Linked DNA regions of Mus musculus: all the other regions are linked to region 1. A link is a loop called in an ENCODE intact Hi-C map of the cell type or tissue named here. Cell type or tissue: gastrocnemius. All regions are shown on one strand. Region 1 overlaps Astn2 (astrotactin 2). Region 2 has its middle 77 kb from the start of Gm23950. Region 3 has its middle 87 kb from the start of Gm23950.

What was found. Hi-C counts contacts between places; a loop is a spot of excess contacts. Peaks named below come from ENCODE experiments on the same cell type or tissue, not always from the same donor. Only the 100,000 strongest peaks of a DNase experiment are listed, where the experiment ranks them.
Region 2: it touches region 1 in a loop (7-fold over the local background); 31 of 42 quality-filtered maps call a loop at or near these places.
Region 3: it touches region 1 in a loop (4-fold over the local background); 31 of 42 quality-filtered maps call a loop at or near these places.

What each region holds. Positions count from the first base shown.
Region 1 is chr4:65,585,705-65,593,704 of GRCm38, reverse strand. All of the region lies in intron 16 of Astn2 (astrotactin 2), which reads left to right. Among named protein-coding and RNA genes, the nearest start is that of Trim32, 15 kb to the left of the region's middle. In gastrocnemius, a CTCF peak has its summit at 3,676 (motif pointing right); DNase peaks (open chromatin) are centred at 3,699 and 6,578; H3K27ac peaks cover 423 bases.
Region 2 is chr4:64,517,267-64,525,266 of GRCm38, reverse strand. No RefSeq gene overlaps it. Among named protein-coding and RNA genes, the nearest start is that of Gm23950, 77 kb to the right of the region's middle. In gastrocnemius, a CTCF peak has its summit at 3,197 (motif pointing left); no DNase peak of the experiment used is centred here.
Region 3 is chr4:64,527,638-64,535,637 of GRCm38, reverse strand. No RefSeq gene overlaps it. Among named protein-coding and RNA genes, the nearest start is that of Gm23950, 87 kb to the right of the region's middle. In gastrocnemius, CTCF peaks have their summits at 2,387 and 4,905 (motif pointing left); DNase peaks (open chromatin) are centred at 2,431 and 4,840.

The DNA of each region.
Region 1 (8,000 bases):
TAGTGCACTCTGGAAAACTTTATAAAAATCTTCATCATTGGGCTGGAGAGGTGGCTCAGCGGTTAAGAGCATTGACTGCTCTTCCAGAGGTCCTGAGTTCAATTCCCAGCAACCACATGGTGGCTCACAACCATCTGCAATGGTATCCGATGCCCTCTTCTGGTATATGTCTGAAGACAGCTGCAGTGTACTCATATAAATAAAAATAAATAAATCTAAAATCCTCACAAGTATGTCTAAATATGACCTTGTAACATAGGTAGAGTTAATATTTTGAAGAGCAGAAAATTGTGAAAGGCTATGGTTCTACTCTAAAAGTGGCAAAGGAGTGGCAGTTGTTTCCCATTGTTCCTCTAACCCAAGCATTCCTCTGACTCCAGCAAAGGGGATGGTGGTGTTTGACCCCAGCTTCCTCTTCTTGGGTTGAGGGTAGCTGGTGTGCCTGGTGACATGCTTTCCACCTCCAAGCCTTGTTACAGCAGAATGGTATATCCAATCCAGGAAGCTAGCATCCCCAAGATCTGTTTACCCTTGACACTAAGACATCCCTCTGGTCTGCCAACCCTCTGAGTTACTGGAAGGAAAGAGAGGGTACTGGGGAATGACTAGTCTTTGAGTCCTGAGGATTGTGTTTTGAGGGCAGTGTAGGAGACTCCAGAGAGAAGGTGTGGTGCACATGCATACATACACTCAGGCTCTCTCTCTCTCTCTCTCTCTCTCTCTCTCTCTCTCTCTCTCTCTCTCTCTCTCTCTCACACACACACACACACACACACATACACACACACACAAACACACATGCACACACACACACCCTAAGAACTGATTTATCTTGAATGAACAGCAAGCACTTTGTGTGGAAATTCAATATATTAGATTTTAACAATTGTATTTTCGTTCACCTTACACTTACTTTATGCATAAAAACACATACATTTCTATTGGTTTGCCTTCTTCATGGTCACATAGAGGCCTGTAACTAGCCTATAAGTCACTTTTTTTAATGGTTTTTTTTCAAGACAGGGTTTCTCTGTATAGCCCTGGCTGTCCTGGAACTCACTTTGTAGACCAGACTGGCCTCGAACTCAGAAATCCGCCTGCCTCTGCCTCCCAAGTGCTGGGATTAAAGATGTGCGCCACCACGCCTGGCTTGTAAGTCACCTTTAATAAACTTTTTATTGATTCTTTGTGAGTTTTCCATCATGCACCCTAGTCACACTCATCTCCCTGTCCCCTCATATCTACCCTCCACCCTCGAAACCTCTTCCCTACCAAAACAAAAACAAACAAAATCAAACAAACCATAGAAAACATCTCTTCATGTAAGCTGCAGTGTGTTACACTGTATACCACAATATATCCCTCTATCCACACATCTTCACTCATTGCAACGAGTCATTGGTCTGGTTCAAGATCTTTGGCTTCTGTGACATCAATGTTGGATCATCACTGGACCTCTTCCTGGTTATCCTATTGTTGCCCCGTGTCATGGAGGTCTTGCATCTTTAGATCAGCAGGGCCAGCCCGTTCTCATGTTCTCATACCTCCACAGTTCACAGATGATGTAGATTTTGGGATGTGCAAACCCAAAGCCCTGAATCTGAGCCTGGGTAGTAGCTGAGCTGATCACCTCTGCAGCTCCCCCTTATGTGCATACCAGGATGTGCTCTCCAGCACTGCTTCTGCTAAGGTCACCCAGTGCTGCCATTGGCAGGAGGCAGGGTCAGCCCTCCTGCTCTCATGCCCTCTGGGCTGGCTTACTCACAAGCTCACCTCCACAGCCAGCTCCAATGTGTGCATAGGCAAGGTGAAGGGCCTACTCTCCTAAGTGCTGCAGCTGCGAGATGAGGGACAGGGCCAGCTCTACTGCTCTCCTGGATTTGGGGCCCGTTCTCCCACTATCACAGGTGGAGTGGGAAGAAGGGACATCACCCCCATACTACCCACTTCACCTCATGGCAGACAAGTGATGAGGCCGGCCCTTCTGTGCTCATGTCCACAGAGCTATGTCACCAGGACCATTTCTCCTGTGCTCCTCACGGGAGGTGCAGGGCCCGCTATCCTGAGTGCTTCTACTGCAAGGAGTAGCGCCAGCTCACCCACTCTTAGGACCCTGGGCTCAACTCTCCTGACTGCCTTAGGTGTAGGCGGTGAGAGGCAAGGGGGTGGAGAGCATCCCCCTGCACCCACATCAGGGCATATGTGTGTGTGTGTGTGTGTGTGTGTGTGTGTGTGTGTGTAGGGTCATCTCTCCAATACCTATGCCTTTGGGGCTGGCTCACCCTTGTCTTTGCCACTAGAGAAAGCTCCATTGTACTGCCCAGGCAAGGCACAGGTCTATTCTCTCAAGTGCTGCCTCCTGTGAGAAGTGGGGCCAGCTCTCCAGAGTGCCACAACCAGTGAGTGGCAGGCTCAGTTCTGCATAGCCTCTGGATAGCCACATGATCCCAGACCAGGGTTATTCCCAACCAAGTTTCTAGTGGTAACATGAACCACTGACAGCAACAACATCCCCTGCTGCTGTATAATTATGAATCTCAGTGGCAACAGCATCCAGTGGTGAGACTTCATCGTGGCCCCAGGCAGCAGGGCTGGCTACTCACAACCAGCTATTCCTCCTCTCTGTCACCTCTCCAGTCCCATCTCTCTTCATAATGCTTATACTGTCCTGCTTCTCTTTCTCTCCCATCTGTCAATCTTGCACATTGCAGGTGGCTCCAGCTGCAGGCAGCCACATGGCTAGTAGACCTCTGGATTAACCCCTCTGTTTATGCCAATTGGTGTGTTGGCAAGCAGGCCTCTAGTTATCTATAGCCCACCCATGTGGCATGGTAGCAGGAAGGTCTATTGATGCCTTTCCTCTCCCACACCATATGCCATGGTGATAGGTAAGCCTCTTTGTGTCTATGGCCTACTCGTGCTATGTGGGGGAGGGCAGGTCTCCGGGAGTCTTTCCTCATCATCACTGTGTTATAGCAGCTGGAAGGTCTGTGGATGTCTCCTAAGTTTACTTTTAACCCCCACTGGCATCAGCACTGTCCTGGGATACTGTGTAGTTTTCCTTGTCACTGATGTAAGCCACCTTTTATACTGAGTAGACAAAGGTGCTCTTCTACTTGAATTCAATTTCATGGATAGTAGTCTGGCAGTAGAGAATGAAAGCCCTGATCAACTGCCTTAGCTCTGAGTAATCTGAAAACAGCTTTTTAGCACATCGTCTGCCCTGCTATCTGAGAGTTTCTTTCCTTCTTATATTTAATCCATTCGGAATCCCTAATCTAGTCTTATCCCCTGTGTTTTCCTTCTCAGCATATATTCACAGATGCCTAGCTTGAAAACTATAAGTGATGGAGCAGACTGTTACTTTTTTCTTACCCTATGGTTGTATATCTCCAAATGTGGTACTGTATGGGTCTCTAAGGAAATGCTATTTTGAACTGTTATTGTTGCAGTAATTTTTACTCACGCTCCCTTGAGCCAAAGATCTCTCTCTCTCTCTCTCTCTCTCTCTCTCTCTCTCTCTCTCTCTCTCTCTCTCTCTCTCTCTCTCTCTCTCTCTCTCTCTCTTTTTCTCTGCTCCTCTTTAGTGCCCAGCAAGCTGCACTCTGTAACCACAGTTTTTTTCTGGGAAAAAGCATCCTGGGAGCAAACATCTTAAGTAGACACTAGAGGGCAGCAGGAGCTCACACATGATGTAGCTCTCAGCCTTTGACTAGTTGCACCCTTACCTTGTCTCAAGTGGCAGAAATGAATATTAGGAGCAGATGTTGACTGGTTCCTGCCTCTGGCCAAAACATTAGCCAGCAGTTAGCTGCTGGGCAGTGCCCACAGAGAGTTTGACCTTCCTCAGAAGAAAACTTCTTTCTCTGGAAGACAGGTGCCTTCTTCTAGGTTATGCTTGATTACTCTAAGCCTATAAAAGACAGCAACAAGTGCTGTTTTTGCATGATGGGATCATAGGCAGTCATAGGTATGAGCGTCTCTCATTTGATTTTCAGAACACTTGGATGAGAAATTAGAGTCTGCGTTTTACTAACATTGGGGAAGTGAAATGACTTGCCAGTAATTTTATTTGAAGTAGTTGGATTCAGTAGGTGTAGAATTGTGCTCAGTCCATGCCTGATCTCCTCAATGGGCAGAAAGAAAGCAGTTTCAGAGAAGTTCCTTATTGTTATAGCACCAAGCAGGTGTCAAGAAGAGACTTAGTGATTCATATTTGCTTCAGAAATGAGAAATGCTGGATGGAAGCCAAGAAGAGTCAAAGGGAATGGATTTGATGACACCTTTGACACACTTGTCATGGATACTCTTCTGTGAACCCTCTAGATAATAATAATAAAGCATAAGAACTATTATTATTAACATTTCAAAGCTGAGAAAATAGCATATTAGAGAGGTAAATAACTGATCAAAGTTTCCAAACTAGAAAACGGGAGCTGAATTCAAATTCAGAAAAGCCATTCTGTTGTAGCTGCCCTACTGCCTGTGCCTACACTGAGACGCTGCCAAGATGGCTTCGAGGAGAGGATCATTTGTGTGTCTACCTTGTAAACCTACAAAGTAGGTCTTCTTTTTCAGGGGCTCTACCATGCTGTTTCTATTTCTGTTTCCCAATTGTGCATACACATGGCACAAAGCACAGATACACATTTTATGAAAACCCACTCCATAATGCCCTACAGTCTCCGGGATGGAGTTTTACCTAGCTAGTTCGATAGCTTTAGCATATTAAGCAGGGGGCAGGCTTGGATATTGCTAGGCATTCAAATAGCATATCCTCTTAGTTTAAGTCTGACGCTTAGGTTGAGAATTGCCACAGTTTGGATGGCTGTCCATGTTGGCATGGCAGATAAGTTACAAATGTGGCAAGTACTGTCACAATTAGGATTTCCATTGACAGTAGAAACTGAAAGAAGTCGGTAAATGTGAGTGTGTGCGCGTGCATGCGTGCGTGCATGTGTGTGTGTGTGTGTGTGTGTGTGTGTGTGTGTGTGTGAGTGTGTGTGTGTGTGTACTGGTTTCCATACTTCTTTTAAAGTATTTAATGTGGTCAGTCACAAATCACTTAAGATCACATCTACTTGGCTATCATTTTGCACTGCTAACATGCTTTCAAGTACAGCTATACAGTCTATCTGCTATATATAACCTGACAAGTCAAATGCCCTTGCCCCTCTCAGTGGTGGCCTTGAGAGTGGGCACCGCTGACCTTCACTGGAATTCTAACCTCTTACTCTTCTACCTCCATGATCAAAACAGAAGAGAAAACTAAGGACGGCGATGGTCAGACTTTGTTTGACTCTGCCCTTTCCAGTTCCAACAGTTTTTTTTTTTTTTTTTTTAAGGAGCCCCTTTGTCATGGGTAAGTGTCTCTGCTGTGATGCCCAGTGTTAAAGATTTCTCTTCAGACTAGGGACATTGTGATTTCTCTTTGGCTGGTTGATGCAGATCCACCTTTGTTACTGGTTTTCTGGTTGGTTGTTTCATTTTAGAGGCTCTTAGGGAAGATTCAAAAAGCTTGGATGCTGTCCTTTCCTTTTGTCCATGGAAAACACAAGCAGTGTTTCAGGATCCCTGAATCCTCTGGGTGTCTCTGCCAATCCCTTTCTGCTCTTCTAACACAGGCCATTAGCATTGCTGCAGGCAAAGGTAAAGCCTGGCCTACTGTTCTTCCCACTTTCTGACAACAGGTACCAAATTCTCTAAGTAGCACTCCAAGAGATCCTTCACAGAATGTTGGGGTAGAAGTCATAGGACTTGTATGTCTGTCCTAAGATGCTAGAGACTCCAAACATGGTAATAGTTAATAGTTCTCTCAATGAAAATCTTCCTTTATGCTTTCTGGGATTTTCAGAGTTATAAACCTAATTAGAATTCATTTTTAAGTTCTGTGTCTATGGGCTTGATGTTGGGATCTCCCTTCGGTTACGTCTTGCTGTATCAATAGAAATTTCAATGTTAACATCCGGTTACAACAGCAACAATATAATTATAGCAAGCGCAGCAGCAGCAGCAAACAAGAGCAGCTCATATTGACTGAGGGAGTAGCCTGTGCCAGGTACCTCATTTAATCCTCACATGGACTTTTAGTTTATACTGTCACATATCAAGGACACGCTGAGGACCATGGGCTGAGTTAGGCTGAAACGTTCACAATGAACCATGAAGCAGACTAGACTCCAATGGCCACATTTCAGATGAGTATTTTTCCTTTGTTTCAGATTTCTGTGTGGTGTGGGCCTTGGATTAAACTGCTTCTCTCCAACAGGACACAATAACGCCTCCTAAGAGATGATTCCATTTCAGCAATTCCTGGGAGGCCACTGCTGTAAGCAAGGCCACTGTTGTAAGAAAGGCCACTCTTTATGATGTAAAAGTCTCACCCTTTTTCCTCCTCTTTTCATGTTTCTAATTTGAGCCCCCGTCATCCCCACGGAGCCTTTAAATGCCTCAAGTAAGAGCCCATTGCCAAAGCAAAGCTTGTCTGACTAGGAAGTCCTGCACCATTGCCTAGTCCTGAACAAACACCCGCGCAGCCCTGGCTCTCCCAGAAGTCCTCAGTCTGATGCCTTTGTTTTGTTTTCTGGATAAGGGCAAATGGTGCCATCACCTCCTGCCGAAAAGCTCTGGCTGCTCTCCCAACAAGGAGTTGTCATTTCAACTAAAGCTTTTTTTTTTTTTTTTTTTTTTTTTCTTTTGGTGGCAACAAAATAATACCCAGCAGGAATTTGGGAGGAGAAAAAAGAGAGTTCATTTGGCAGGTTCTCAAATGAATGGGTTGTAGTGTCATTGGAACTGAACCGGGCTTGAAACCAGACATGATCCTATTTTGGAAGCATTATTCAGAGGGATGGGAAATGTGAACAGAGGATAAGTCTCTTCAAAAATGCTCTTTATCTTTTTCCCGTTAAAGATAGACAGCCTGTTTTTCCTCAGCTCTCCTATCCTTGCCATGCAGAGGCCCACATGCAAAGCTAGAGGAGGTCAGAACACATAGAAAGTTAATCATGCTTTACCTGCTCACTTTCCTTAGAAAAGGGGAATCGTTCTTTGGGAAGAGATCATATCTCTACTGAATTCTTAATTACTTCTCATGCTTCTGACTCCAAGTCCTCACTCTTGCATTCATTGCTGCTCTGAAAATCTAGCCAGTGGCTTGGGCATACAGGCATACTAGGTATGCAACAAACATTTATTGAAAATACTTTTGAAGCCAGGCCTAATGGTAAAGAACCTTAATCCCAAGTATTTAAAGGTCTAAAATGGCAGGATTGGAATATTCAGGCCTTTCTGGATTACAAAGTAAGTTCGAGGCAAACTTGTGTAACTTGTGAGACTCAAGCTCAAAACACAAATTAAAAGGAAAAAGAAAAGCCCAGTGGCGGTGGTGGTGGTGGCATATATGGTGGTGGCAGTTGTGCACGCCTTTAATCCTACCACTTAGGGGGCAGAGGAAGTTAGCTCTCTGAGTGCAAGATGGGCCTGGTCTACGGAGTGAATTCCAGGACAACCAGGGTTATACAGAGAAACCCTGTCTCAAAAACAAACAAACAAACAAACAAACAAACATATAATCAATCAAACAAAGAGTGCTTGGGGTATATAGTTCAGTGGCAGAGTACTTGCTTACCATGAGGAAGGACCTTTAGATTAATCCCTAGACCTGGAGGCAGAGGGTAGGAGGGAGTGTGCTTAAAATCTTATCATGGATCATGAACTATGTGAGGTGGATCTGGAACATCAGCAAAAATTGATCCTGTATTTTCATTCCTGGACTTTACATTTTTGAGACAGAGGTTACAGAAGTCAGGGTGCAATACGAATCTGTAAAAAGAAACCTTAATATACATTAAAGGTATAGGAAGTTTGGGGAGATTTTTCTGAGGAATTAACATTTGAACTAAGATGTGGGTCATGAATAGAAGTCACCCGGGAGGAGATGGAAGGGAAGCATTTTGTAGGGAGACTAAGTGTGTGCCTGAACTGAGAGAAAGACATAG
Region 2 (8,000 bases), 1.1 Mb after region 1:
AGTCCACCTTCTTGAGTTCTTTATATATATTGGATATTAGTCCCCTATGTGATTTATTCAGACCACTGCATGGGGGTTACATGATAGGGTTTAGAGGAATGAAAGGAAAGAGAGCAACAATATAATTATAAAGTAAAATAATTAATAAATAATGAGTTCTGACATGACAACTCTAAGTTGGCAGCAGAGACTTCACATCCAGTAGTCAATAAATTATCCTGACTTCTGTGTAACAACTCTGCTATGCCAGAGATGAAGAAGATATAACCATTGCAATTGTAGGAACTCTGAATCCCAGTGTCTATGCCTTATCAGTTAAAACAGTGTCCGCTAAAAAGCAGGCTGTCTTGTTATTTAAATGCTCCAGTATTGAAGTGGAAACTTAAGTGATATTTGGAAAGTTGGTTGGATGGTGTTTTGCTGGGGCTAACACATGAAGGAACATTTCACTGAAGTGGACACAGGTGAAAGGCTAAGGCAGACTCATGAAAGAATGATTGCCTGAAGCAGACACAGGAGAGAAGATATTCTGCTAAAACAAACATGTGAAAGGACACATGAGAAAGGATACTTCACATATGACACACATGTATTGGTCTGCCTTATATTGCATACTTGAGCTCCATTTGTCAGGACTCCATAGAGAGCAAAGCACACACAAAACATCAGGTGTTGTGCTTCAGTTTCTTGCCCCTTCCACAGACTAAGGTTGATTGACAGAATGATGTCAGATGAGCCATGCATACATCCTGAGGCAAGGCCCTTGGAGAACAGGAGATGTATCGAGGGCATATAAAAAGGACTCAAAGGGTAGTAATGGAGATTGAGTTTGACTTGCTTATAGAGTTAGTTGTGTAATCCTTGTTGGTCTCTTTTCTTTGCTGATATTAACTTCACTGAGGGAGGCACAGCTGAGAACCTCTCCTAACATCCCTCCTGGTCCCTCCTACTGACTCATGTGAAGGCTGAGGCCTGGCTGTCTCTGCTAGGTAGTGCCACCACTGCTGACTTGTGTTTGCTATTCCAATTCTACTAAACTAGGCTGCTTGTGTATCCCTGAAGTGTTTGCAAGTGGATTGAGCTGAGACAGCAAACCTGTGTATCAAACTGCTGATTTCCAGACAACACAAATGGGAGTTGCTCTAAAGAACCTTTCTAAACAGGTTCACTTGGCCAGTATCCTTTCTTTTCCACTACCTCTGGTGGGTGATGGGCTAAAAGGAAGATTAAGGTATTTAAGAGCCATCATTAAAATAGGCTTTGATAAAATTCAAATAAACAATGTGCACTAGATTAAGAATTTTCATTCTAGAACAGGAATCAGCAGGCTACAACCTAAGAATCAATGGGCCAAATCCAGCAGCCTCTGCTTCAGTTTATCCCTCTAAGTTCAGGCCTTAAGTGTTTGTCATGGTATCCCTGGAAGTGAAGCCAGTCCTCTCCACACACATTGCTTCCAGGCAGTGTTTTATTACAGACCAAAGCAGTAGGGAAGCAAACTAGGATAAGTAACATATTAATTTTCACAATAATTTTACTCTTATGTAAGTGTAAGTTATATAAGTTCTTGGTTGTTTTGTAAATTACATGCAATTTCTTAAATTTGTGATATTTTAGCTTATAGTTCTGTTATTATTAACTTGATTATTCATTGTGGTTAAAGAACATGTCTGTACAAGGCCCATTTTTTTCATATGTTAAGTATTGCTTGATAAATTTGCATGTTTATGTTTGTCATATGGCAGGAAAATATATATATTCTACAGGTGTGTTTAAATGTTTGTGTGTGTGTGTGTGTGTGTGTGTGTGTGTGTGTGTGATTGACATGCAAAATGGCACACATTTAAAACTGAATAATGCAGAAGCCTAGTTTCAAACCACAGCTCTGCCAATTAACTACATCTGAAAGGAAGCTCAGAAAACCAGGACAGCCAATTGATATTTTCTTAGTTTAAGTAGCATAAATAATAATGTCCGTTTCTTGCTATTGTTGAGGGAATAACATAGGTAATGTGTAGTCATGGAAGTTTGGAATTACCATCCATTTTTCTGTTCATCAACCTTCCTTATTTCATTGATCAAATATGTATGTTTTCCTTTTTACTATTACATGCACAATAAAAACCAGTTTAAAAACCTTCAAAATTACATGAGTTTTCACTTTTGACAAATGAAATAAGCAATTCTGTGTATTTCTACTGAATATTTAAATTTGTTTTTATATGTCCTAATGCTAGTTTATTATGTACCTAAAACCTTAAGGTAAACTATTTGTCTGGAAGAATAAGTATCATTTGATTACATAGTAACTACACTCAAGGTGGTCTTTGTATTAGAACCAATTTTATCATACTCTAAGAAAAATTACTTTTGCTTGAAAGTTTAAAAATTAACATGTTGTGTCTCTGTGTGTGTGTGTGTGTGTGTGTGTGTGCTGCAGCACATGCATGGCACAGCCTATGTGTGGCAGGCCAAGTCAACTTTCAGGAGCCATTTCACTCCTTCTATCTCGTGGGTCCTGGGACATAATCCAAATGTTTGACCTTGTCAGGAAGCAACACTGCCCACTAAGCTATCAAGTGGCCCCTTATTTCCATTGCTGGTTTTTCTAGTTTCTGTATTTTATCCATTATTTTACTTCCAATACTACTTTGTATTTATGATTAAGTGTGTAGTTTATACATCCACATTCATTTATAATATCCAATTCGACAATTCTAGCCTACACACACAAACAGAAATACAATTATAAATTTATACATAATACTTCCAAATACTTCCAATTTATTTTGAAATTTATTTTTCTATTATTTACCTGTTTGTTCATTTGAAAAATAAATTATATGTAATTCATGTATACCATTGCTCTGAGTTAGCTGCTTTTAATGGCTAACCTGGAAAAAATCAACTATATTTATTATAAAAATTGCAAAGTCAATGAGTCACTTACTCAATTCTCTGAATTTAAGATTTGGGATCATTATAAAAATGCCTCTTGATCCTGGATCATATGAGTATGTTGATGTATATATGTGCTGCCCTTCCTATGCTTAATCTCTTTATTTTATTGTTTTATAACCATATCTTCAAACAAATAATGCATGCTTCCTTCTTGTATTTCAGCCTTCTCTTGGAGTCATTTCTCTTCCTCCTTCCTGGAGTTGACTCCTTAAGCATTGCTCTAGTGACACCTGCTGGTATTAATGATTTGGTTGCTTAGTTCTTGAATCTCTTTGAAAGATAATGTTGCCTCTTCATACACAATCCTCATTTGATTCATTACAGTTAAGTAATGTTGTTAGTGTCCTTTGACTTACCTTGCTTTAAGGTCTGCCTGAGACCCTTTATTCTTGCTTTGTATAGATTTGACTTTTCTCACAATAGATTTTAATATGTTCTTCCAATTGTTTAGTGATGGTCTTCAATTGCAGGATCTCTTCTTTTCTGACAGACAATACATCCCACTTGCTTTCTATCTTACTCCAGAAGTATTCTCAGACATATTTAAAAAAAAACCCTTGATTTAATCAGCTTTTTATTCTGTCTATTAAGATTTTAATTCTAATAATTTTTGTCTTAAAGTTACAAGTTGTAGTTTTGTTAAAAACATATTTTGTTTCTCTTCCTCATGTTTTGGGGGGAAAAGAGAAAGCAAAGAAGTTGATCTTTTTCAATAGTCATTACTTCTAAACTTTAGTTTTAACCGTGCCACATTGTACAGTTCTATGCTTTGTCATTACAATACATTGATTTTCTTGTCTGTTTGCAATTTCAGCTATGAAGATATATTTTATTAATTATGATGTGTAGAAATCCTAAAAACAAATAAACACACATGATATTAGGGATGCTTTACTCTGATGGGCATTGACTTTGGAGAGACAGAAGGCATGTCTTAAGTCTTCACCTCTTGTTTAAGTTTCAGGATTGTGACTTAATCTGCACATAGTCAATGCAATTTCTCTGCTTCTCGCCAAGTTCACTGGTTAGCCTCCACGGCAGAAGAAAGTCATAGGCATTGGCACTGGCTCCCAAAGAAGCCCTACTTTTCATTCTGCACGTGCCACTCTTCAATATTTCTAATACTAGTTAACTCTTGCCTTTTCTTTTCTTTCTCTTATGTGGTTTGTTTTGTTTTGTTTGTTTTGTTTGTTTGTTTTGTTTGTTTGTTTTGTTTGTTTTGTTTGTTTTGTTTTTCAAGACAGGGTTTCTCTGTATAGCCCTGGCTGTCCTGGAACTCACTTTGTAGACCAGGTTGGACTCAAACTCAGAAATCCTCCTGCCTCTGCCTCCTGAGTGCTGTGATTAAAGGCGTGCGCCACCACCGCCCAACTCTTACTTGGTTTTTATTGTTGTTGTTGTTGTTATTATTATTATTATTATTATTATTATTATTATTTTATCTTTTGAGATACCTCTTCTCCCTGGAGAATTTAAAGAAAAGGGTAAATTAAAATGTGCATTGTATTTAACCATGTCCTCATTTTAATAAAATAAGGAAGTGTCCAGATAAGTGTCCCACATACCACCAAATGAAGAAATCATTCCTTCAGCTTTTAACCTTGCGTTTCATTAGTTGTATCTTATCCTCCCAACGGCCTCATATTTCTTAAATCTGTTAGCTGTAGATTTTAATATGACCTACAGTTTTTTGCATGTAGGCTGTTTCAAAAAAATGGAAATTAGGGAATATTTTTTCTTTTTAAATGAGTGAATTGTGTGTTTCAGTCCACTTAGTGGCACAAAGAATCCATCAGGAAGTAGCCAAGCTACCCTTCAAGCCTACAAGTTGTAATGTCATGGGACCCACTCTGAGTCATGGGACCCACTCTTATCATAGCAGAGCATGCTTTTATTCCGTTCAGTTACCTACAGAAAATATTCCATCATGCCTGTATCCTGCTTAGGGCCAATCATATTTACTTTTCCAAAGGTTCAACTAAATAAGACATTAATTACATACTGGATTAGCAGTAACTTCTAAATAAGGTTATGTTTCAAATCAGACAAGAAGTTACCAAATATGTAAACACTGGCATCTGTGTGTTATTGACTGGCAAAACTACAAATGTATTGCAGATAATCTTTTAAACTTTTTAACAAATTATTTTATGTTTGGGGGGGTGGTTGGTTTTTTCCCACTGTATGACTGTGTGCTATATATGTTCCTGTTCCCAATGGAGGCAAGAAGAGGACATCAGATACCCTGAAACTGTAATTAGAGATGATTGCGAGCTATTATATAAGTAATGGGAATCATACCCAGGTCCTCAGGAAGAGGAGTCAGTACTCTTAATCAATGAGCCATCTTTTAAGAACGTAAATTACTATTTAAATAATTGGGGATTTTTCTTTGCAGTTTGTTGTTTTGTCTGTCTGTCTGTCTGTCTGTCTGGTTGGTTGTTTTTGTTTTTGGAGACAGGGTTTCTCTGTTTAACCCTGTCATCTTGGAGCTCATTCTATAGACCAGGCTCGCCTCAAACTAATACATCATCCTGCCTTTATTTCCTAGGAGCTAGAACTAAAGACATTTTCCACCATCACCTTGGCTTAAATTAACTTTTATAGTAGGATCAGAGGTTGTTATAAAAGAGAATTTTAAACTGGAATAATAAATTCAAGGTAAACTTAGTAATATTTCATTTAAAAACTTAAAAATATTTCTCATAGTCATGAGCTCAAAAATCAAGCAAAGAATTGACAAATTAGAGTATGTAATCAAAGAAGTATTCCACTGAGACAATATGTATGTCCAAATGATTTTTTCTAGAAATTTAAAACTGAAATTATTATTTTTAAACCAGTTCATGTAATTCATAACACTAGCAGAAAAAGTAAACAGAAAAAATTGGTGGTAGTGCAGAAAATAGTTTGATGAAATAGAGAACTAGTCAAGATAGTGACGTAACTAAAGAGGAATGAAGACTTTTTCATTATCTGACAATCAGTCAAAAGTCTGTAGCATGTGTCTTATCAATGCTAAAACTTTACAGATAAATTTTATTGACAATGAAGTTATATAAGAATAACCACTATCACCTTTCCATTCAATTTATACTTTAGTATGACATAGTGTGACTTATAGTAGTGGTATACAGTACTGGCACACATACAAAAAAAAAAAACCACACAGATAAATGGATAGCAGGAAGGAATAAAGTCCTCAAACATGTAAGGACATTTTATTTGTTTATTCTTTTAAAGATGTATTTTATTTTCTCTCTGTGTGTGAGTATGTGTGTGTGTGAGTGTGTGTGTTTGTTTGTGTGTGTGTGTGTGTGTGCATGTGTGTGTATTCACATGTTGTTGGAGTGGACCACAAGAGAGCACCACATCTCCTGGTGCTGAAATTCTGCCATTGTGAGCCAATGTGGATGCTGGGAACTGAATTCAAGTTCTCTGTCAAAGCAGCTAAGCTCTCTGCTATAAAATCATCTCTCCTGTCTCCCATGATTTGATTTTTGGGGAACTCATTATTATAGTAGAATGAGGTAACCTTTCAACAAAAGGTTCCAGGTTCATTGGATAGATAGATTGATAGATAGATAGATAGATAGATAGATAGATAGATAGATAGATAGATAGGTGAAGAAAATCAATTTTAAGCCATTCTACACATTAAAAAAAAAAAAAAAACAACTCCAGATATACTACCATTATAGACAGGAAAAGTAAAGTAAACTAATGAAGGAATGGATGGAAGTACACAAGAATATGTTCACATCTTCAATTCAGGAAAACCTTTCTTCAAAGGAAGAGAAAGTAGTGATCCAGTGACAGGGAAATGGCTAAATAGGCGAAAGCACGTGCCTTGTAAGCCCATACTTTTGAATTCAATCTCAAAGTCCATGGGAAGGTTCAAGGAGAATAACCAACATCACAAAGCTTTTCTTTAACTAATGCACCATGTGTGTCATGTGTTACATACTCATGCATGAATATCACATGAATAATAAGAATGAAGTATTTTCTAAAATACAAATCACAATGATACAAAAGTGAATATCTTTAATTTAGATTTTTCTGTCCATTGAGAGGATTAGTAAATATGTGAAATCCATTTGTTCATCAAAGATACTAAATGATAGGAAACTTGGAAAACACATAGAGTTCCTGTACTTAAATCTGATAAAAAAAAATTTGAAGCATAGCAAGACATGAACCCTAAGGGTATATGGCTGGTCCTCCAGTATCCATAGACTTCACTGTATTTATGCATAAAATGTATGGGAAAAATCTATCTTCACCATGCCCACAGATATTTTCTTCTTGTCACTATTTCCTAAATAATGCAGTATTTTTATAATCTATAGTGCATTTGCATTGCAGTAGGTATTATGTGCAAATTAGATCTTTTTAATGACACGTGGAGAGATACATGTAAATGATATACAAACCCATGGTATTTTATGTAAGGAACATTGAAATCTGGCAATTTAACTCTATGTGGATGGTCTTGAACCAATTATATATATATATATATATCCATGGTTTTGGTATCCATATATATGCATACATGTGTGTATAAGAGTATGTATGTGTCTAATTATATCTAAATGAATAAATCTATGGATGGTAGTGTGATGATAAGAATGATGATAATATTAGAAGATGAATGATAGCTATCTATCTAAATGATGATAATGAACAATATATAGATAGATAGATAGATAATTGGATTTAGAAATGATAAATCATTGACAGAGAAAAGACATAGTAAACTCCTCTCTGATTTCAGATATCTGAATACTCACTGATTTCCTGGAATGAGACTCTCAGCAACCATACCTCTGAGAGGGAGAGTGTTGGGGGCAGAAGGCACAATTGAGTTGAGGATGAAGTTGAACAAAGTAGAGTGTGACTAAAATTCTGTTAAGCCATCTTGGAATATAGAATTTAATTGATACAGTTGAGCACACACTTATATACATTGCTGAAAAGAATATAAATAGTAAAAACAATAGAAAACAAATTGGCATTTTCTCCTAAGTCTGAATGTG
Region 3 (8,000 bases), 1.1 Mb after region 1:
CTTACTCTCTGGGGAATTTCTTCTCTCTGTGCCTTAATGTCTTCCCCTATAAAACAAAAACCCAACTAGAAGACTGTAAATTCTCTTTTACCTCCAAAAGAGATGAAGGTCTATGTCCAGGAATCCAGGAGACTGGGCAGACTTCTTTATCCTAACTCCTAAGCATGGCATATGCCATCTTTCATAATGAAGCCCTTTGTAACTGAGAAAAGTTGTCTTTTCATTCATTGGGTCTTCCTCCAGGTTCTCTTCTCAAATTCTTTCCAGCTCCACTTTGGAGAACACTTAGTAAATATCTACTAAATTAGTAGAAGTTGTACAGCTGAGTCCTTAGTTCATCTCTGCCTTCCCCTGACCGGAGGGGTCTTGAGGGGCAGAGTTAGGAAAGATTTGGGACACTTTATATACTTGGATAGATTTTAAACTGTAAACAGCTATCAACATGTGGCTTTTCTATGTCATCTACTTTAATTTTTGACAATACCCTTCCAGTTTGGTCTTGATGTACCACACTAATTCTAAGCACTATAATTCTTAGCAACTTATTATCCATCACCTACCATTTGCTAAAGATAATAACAGGATCTAGAGTTACAAAGATGCTTAAGATTTAATTCTTTTCCCGAGGGGCATTCTGTGTCATGGGGAATCAGGCAAGGAGGAAGGTAACTGTAACACATTGCTGTTACTGCAATGAAAGATGATAGATGGGGCTGAGAAGATAGTTTAGTTTGGAGAGTGTTTGTCAAGCATTCATAAGACCATGGTTTAGTCTCTTGCACAGAATCTACCTAGTGTGGCAGTACACATCTGTAATCCCAACACCAGGAACATGGAGGCAGGACAACCAGGATTTAGGATACCTAAAATTCAAAGATGGACTGGACTTCAGGAGCCTCTGTCTCAAATCAAACAAGACAAATAAGTATAGGAAACTAAAAATTTTCAGAAACGAAGTGAAGTTATGCATAATGATTTTTAGTTTGGTGAGATTTTACAGCACTGAACTGGAAGATGCTAAAATAGTTAACATGTATGTATGCAGAGGGGTAGCCTTTTTGATAAAAAAAATAAACTAGATGGTATTTTAGAGAGAATGCAATTGAAGTGGGCACTGTTTCCAAACTAAATGACATCAAGGTGTAGGTCACATTAAAGAAAAGTAGGTCACCTCACACTACCCCATGGCGTCATCTATAAGAATATTTCCACTCTTTCCTGGCTTGGGTTTCTTAGATGTAAAAGTGATGGTTAGATGAGACAATCATGGTTCTTCCTTCCAAGCTTGAGTATCCTGTAGGACCATGAAATAGAGTATGTACTCTTCTTCCTCTCACAGCATTTACTGCCGGGCTGGGCCCAGGATTGCGGGTAGAGAGAGGGAAGAGACAGGTTTGTTTTCTATGCTCGATCTCTGGACTTTGGAGAAAGATGAAATTCAGAAGCTTTGAAAAAGGAGAAATAGAATGAGATTTTCTGTTAATACCACTATGTCTCTTGTAGAAATAGACAATGACTTGATACTAGAAATCAGAAGGATGAAGCTGAAGCTCTAACTTTGTTTGTTTGTTTGTTTGTTTCTATGTTGTTTGTTTTGAGACCGGATCTTACCAATTTGTTCCGTCTGTTCTAAGCCTTGCAGTCAATCATCCAGCATCAGCTTCTGCAGTACTTGAGATTTCAGGTGTGTGCCCAAGTGTGTCTGTCTCTAAGATTTGACATGTTAAATGAGAAGCTTGTGGACTCATAGTGTTTCATTTGATTTCTGGAGGCTCTGTTTTCTTCTAAAAAATGGAATACATAACCTGTTCTCTGTTACTGAGCTATCCGGAATATGAAGCAAAGGTCATACTTGGCAAAATAGAAGAGTCTATACAAAGTTCACTGTTGACATCATCATTATGTCTTATGTCTTAACCAAATGGATACATATAGGCATGCATGATAGACAATAGTTGGTATCAGGAATCAACAAATCAACTGAAATACTGTGTGCTCTGTCAGCAGCTGTGGGAATCTACTCTGAATTCACTGTCCTCTTTGAAAGAACAAGGAGCAAAAGCCAGGTAGGATGGCGGGCTTCTGAAAGCACAACTATATATCTCCAAAGCATACTAACCATTTCCAACTCACACCAGAGCAAAGAGGATCTTGTCTGTAGAAGGGCATTTGCTGGGGAATTTAAGGAAGGTAACCAAGGCTCCAGAGTCCACGGTGAAAGTTTAAGAAGAATTTATACAAGTATATGATTTCCCAAATCTAGGATTTATGTGCAGATTTATGTCTGTGGACATAGAAAGTATTTTTTTGGTTGTTTTTTTTTTGTTTTTGTTTTTCACATGGCAAAAGCTAAATCAAATGAAAGCTAGAATCTCATCACCATCTAGTGGGTGTCTGGGGCTAGTGCATACACTGTGGGAGACAAACGGAGCGTCTGATTAAGAAAGCAAGCTTTTGGCTTTTATACAGGGGTTGCTAAGGCCACAGCACCCAGCTGAAGGAACTGTCCTTTCGCTGTCTGGTAGTCAGCAGGGGTCATGTAGCCTATCAGGGCTGAAGAGACAGGGAGGAGACACAAGATCAAGAAAACATTTATTTCCCTTGGCCAAACTGTTTTATTTTTTGTTGTTGTTTTTGTTGTTTTTTAATTAGATATTTTCTTCATTTACATTTCAAATGTTATCCCCAAAGTCCCCTATACCCGCCCCCCCCCCGCCCCCACTGTGCTCCTCTACCCACCCACTCCCGCTTCCTGGCCCTGGCATTCCCCTGTATTGGGGCATATGATCTTTGTAAGACCAAGGACCTCTCCTCCCATTGATGGCCGACTAGGCCATCCTCTGTTACATATGCAACTAGAGACACAATTCTGTGGGGTACTGGTTAGTTCACATTGTTGATCCTCCTATAGGGTTGCCAACCCCTTTAGCTCCTTGGGTACTTTCTCTAGCTCCTTCTTTAGGGGCCCTGTGTTCCATCCAATAGATGACTGTGAACATCCACTTCTGTATTTGCCAGGCACTGGCATAGCCTCACAAGAGAGAGCTATATCAGGGTCCTGTCAGCAAAATCTTGTTGGCATATGCAATAGTGTCTGGGTTTAGTGGTTGTATATGGGATTGATCCCCAGGTGGGGAAGTATTATTTTTTAAAATCAAACATTTAGTTTTAAAGCCTGAGCTCTGATCAACTTGCTAGCTCTTGGTTATATGTCCAGTCAAATGAAGATGATAGTGCTGCATTAGAGGACTGGGGACAATATTGTGTTATAGTGTTAGTCTGAAGTTATTTACAAGAGTGTCAGATATGGGAAATACTTACCATTGATAGTTGTCACTGTGCCATCAGCTGCTTCCCACCCTGCCAGCTCCCTTGCATACTAACACAGAAATATTTTACTCTTTTTTCTTTCTCTATGAGTATGTTAGTATGTTTGCCTATGTCCGTAGGTAGAGGCCAAAAGACATCATCAGACATTGTTCATTGGCTTATTTACTTAATTATTTTTGAGCAGGTTCTCTCATTCACCTGATATCATCAAATAAAATAGTCTGGCTGGCCAGAAGCCCCAATAATCTGACTGTTTCTATATTCCTATAGCTTGGGTTAAAAACTTAAACCACCATACCAGGCATTTTAAAAAATTATAATTACAGCATCCCTTCTTTCCTTTCCCTTCCTCCAATATAGATGTATAGGGACATATATGCATGTATTTCCCTATACACACACACATACCTAAATATAACAAACTTTGTCTGTATGTTTCTTGCATGTACGTTTTTAGGCCTGATCTGTTGGAGCTAGATGGCCACCTGCATCACTCCCAGCTTTCTTCAGTTGCACCCAGTATCTTATTCCGTGTAAGTTCTGAGACTCAAACTCAGTCCCTCATCCTTGCAAGGCAAGCACTTTAAATGAGCTATCTCTCTAGCTCTTTTTTTTTTTCAAGGAAAAAAAGTACATAGGCAAATGTGGATTAGTGACAACTCCAAATTCATGTAACTGGAAGAGGACAGAACTGGGGCTTCAGTATGCTTGATGTACTACAAAACTGTCATTTATCCTACTGTGAGGTCAAAGACAATAGAGAGGTAGTCTTTCTTTTTCTCCCCCAAACCTAGTTTTCTTTTGAGGTACACTTTTGTGCTGTGATGCCCCTAGATTTGCATGTGAACTATTTTCTTCGAACTTCGAACATGAAAACTAGACATCTTCTCAGTCATTGAAAAGATAGTAGAGTAGAAACTTGGCAAGAGAAATGATCTACCAAATCAAGCAATTCATCAGAAAGCTATAAGTCAACGGAATTTCTTTCTATTGTTTGCATCTACTCAGTTTATTTATAGTTTCCTTCTACTTGTCAAGTGTGTTTTATTTATATCTACATTTGAGGAGTTGTATGTTCCTTTAAGTAAAGAAGTCTGCACTTTTAAAGGTTCTCGGCTCCTTTAATTGTGATTTATTCTTCTGTCCATAGAGGGAGGGAAGAATAGTTTTGTTGATAGCAAACACTTTGATCTCTTTTCCCTTGGTGAAGAGTTATGTGTCTCCTTAGAGCTGAAGGAAACAGTGGTTGAATCCTAAGAGAGTCCTTTTTCATGAGGGTCGGCTACTTTACTATTAGATTTAAAAATGGGAAACCACTAGACAACGATAGAGAAAGAAAGTTAAAGGTTATCTCCGTTCTAAAGACGAAAGGACACAGTGCCCAATCATGATTGTTTGCTCAGGTTAGGAACACAACAATCGCCAACTTCCCCAGCTCCCAAACCACCAATGAAGCTATCTACTCTGCTCCAGTGTTTTGGGTATAGACCATGGAGACTTAATTCTCCAATGTAAGGAAGATGCTCTTAATGGTGGTTGGCTCCCTCTACTGGGCATTTTCCCTTTGAGCAGGAAAACACTTGAGATTTCAACTCTCAAAATGAAAACTTTTTCAGAGAGGAAACTAGAAAGGGGATAGCATTTGAAATGAAAATGAAGAAAATATCTAATTTTAAAAAAAGATGTAAAAAGGATGCCTTTCAACCAGGAGAACCTAGTGCAGGCATCCATGTATTCTCAGAAGACAGTGACAAAAGCAAGCATGTTATGATTTTCTAACTTGCTTATTTTCTGGGGTTTGCAAGGCATTTGCTCTATGATACATGTTAAAAGAAAACTGAAGAATTTTACTGAAAGACACACTTATATACATAGATTTCTGGTGATACAATTTGCAACATACTGATATAGTATTTATTTTGATATTTTAAAGATTATTTTTGCACTTTAAAGATAAAAAAAAAAAACTGAAGTCTCCAGGACAGTTTTAATGCAATTATCTTATGGATTCTTATGTAAAATGGTCTTTGAAACTATGAATGAAGATAGAGCATTATTAGCCTCTGTACTTGCATAAAATCTGGTTAATTATATATCCAAGCCATGGTATACTATAATATGAATAAGAACTAAAGTTGTATTAAGTCAATTTTAATGACTTTCCATTACAGAATAATCTCACCTACTCTATGTAGTATACTAAACCTTCCATAAACTTGTTTCTATATTAAGTACTTCTTGGTTAAAGGTTGTAGAGCAAAAGATAGGGTATTTCTTATTCATTTATGGCTGAATTCTTATTCCCTAGATATCAAGCATAAGACTGAGTCATTCCTATCCATTATTTTTGCACCTCTGTCTACCTCTTGCTTGCTTGCTTGCTTGCTTGCTTGCTTGCTTGCTTGCTTGCTTGCTTGCTTGCTTGTTTGCTTGCTTGCTTGCTTGATGCTTGATGCTTGCTTGCTTGCTTGCTTGCTTGCTTGCTTGCTTGCTTGCTTGATGCTTGATGCTTGCTTGCTTGCTTGCTTGCTTGCTTGCTTGCTTGCTTGCTTGCTTGCTGCTTGCTTGCTCCCTCACTCTCTGGACTTTCCTGCACTCCCTAAAGAGCTGTGTTGTACATCCTTCCTGTGCAATTTCCTTGACTCTAGCCTTCTCTAGCTCTATTTTGAGAGCTCTCTGGAGAATTGCTTTCATTCTTTGGACATCCATGCATGATTGTACTACAAGTCTTTGAGTTAAGGTATTTTCTTCCTTCAGGAAAACTTTCTGAACAGGGCCTAAAGACTACTTATTTTTGCATATTACTTGACCCACATAAGTTATGCCAAAAATAAATCAGTAATTCCTCATTCTAAAAGAAATGTAGCCATGGTAAGGTAAATTTTCCCTTACCTTCAGGTACTAAATCAATGGCAATAGCAACTTCTTCTTTTCCTTGACAATATTTGCTGATGTCAACTTTCATTCTACAGTAAACGATGGATTCTCTAACACAATCCAGATATAGTCTCCTCAATCTATGACATGGAAAGGATTCATTTTACAGATCTTCAAACTATCACTCCAAGTCTCCTGTTGGTAGCTGAGTGGGAAGGTAACATGTAGTGTTACCAAAAAGAAATGTTCAAACCTTATAACAAACAACTTTCTGTCTAACTGTCGCAACTCAGTATAGGTCCACTATTCTTTCATGTCATCATTTCTGGAGGTTGTCAACAAGGGAGGAGTGTTGTAAGTTATCAGACAAGGACTGTTGCTTCTTCTATGTAATGGTACAACTTCTTAGTCTTAGAACCCTTCTCTGGAGTCATTGCATTTAACGCCAGACAATGGAAAGGGGAGTGTATAAAGGTTAACTTGAAAGATTTAGAGGCTAAGCTTTGAAGTAGCATTCATAACTTCTCATGTTCCTTACATACTGTCAATCAATTGCAATGAAAGTTGAGAAAGACAGCTTAGTTGCATCTTCAAAATGAAAAGAAACTGTGTTAAGAAAATGTACTACATTGTCTCTGCTTTGGGAAGTACTTAGAATTAAACTTCCTTCTTTTTGTTGAGGCATGTTCTTATGTAGCCAGACTGATTGTGAATTCATTCTGTAATCAAATACGGCCCTGAAGTGCTGCTTTGCCCAATTCTACCTCCTGAGTACTAGGATTACATGCATGAGTCAACAACATCCCATGTTAGGCAGTGCTGGGGAGCAAACCAAGGGCTCCCTGAATGCCAAGCAAGTACTCTAACAACTGAGCTACATCTCCAGGCCTGATTCAGCCCTGATTACGTGGTGTTCATCTGATTATTGATCACTACACAGTATTATTTCAGATTCATTCCAAAGGAAGTAAGCCAAAGCCACACCAAATCATCTCATCCATCACAAGGCCAAAGATACCGTTGAATGCATGTCCATCTTCTGAGTATCTATTCAGAAAGGAAATAAAGGTGGGACACATATCTGGTCCTGGACCATTAGTAACGTTGAAAGTTCCCTGGAACATTGTAAACCCCTCTATGACATGAGAAAATTTGTTGATAGACTCTAATTCAGTTCTTGGAGCAAGGCTTCCACAAGCATCATTCTCTGTGGCTTTGGGCTCCCAGCTAGGAGATTCTTTTCTGCCCATTAAACTCTTGGTCCCATTTGAAGTGGCTGTTGAGAAATGCCCTTCTTGGGAGCTACCCAGGCATTGCAGCCCATTTCCAGGCCAAAGGTTGTTTCAAGGTTTGCCAAGCACTTGCGGGCTTTTGGATGAGGATGGAGGGGTTTTGGCAATATTGCTGCTTCAAAAACATCATGGACTTAGGATTATTTGATTCTAATCAGTTTCATGTAGCAGTGAGTACTCCCAACATTATGTTCCAGACACGGTTCTTCCATTTTCTTTGTCTCCTTTGCTTCTTCCCCGCAGGCTGACTGGTGCTCCCTCCTTGTGGCCTGCCAGCAATCTTGAGGTTATCTGCATCAATAAGTTTGGGACAGGAAGCTCTTTCAAAATGATCCTTACTGAAACAGTGACTCACACTTTTTAAAGCTAACTGTGACTATTAGCTGTCCTTTTATTGCACAAAGCTCTTTTGCTCCTTATCATTCACCTGTTTGAAATCTGAGGGTTTTATTTCCACCAATTTCTACATTCACTTAAATCCTTATTTATTTTGAATTTTCC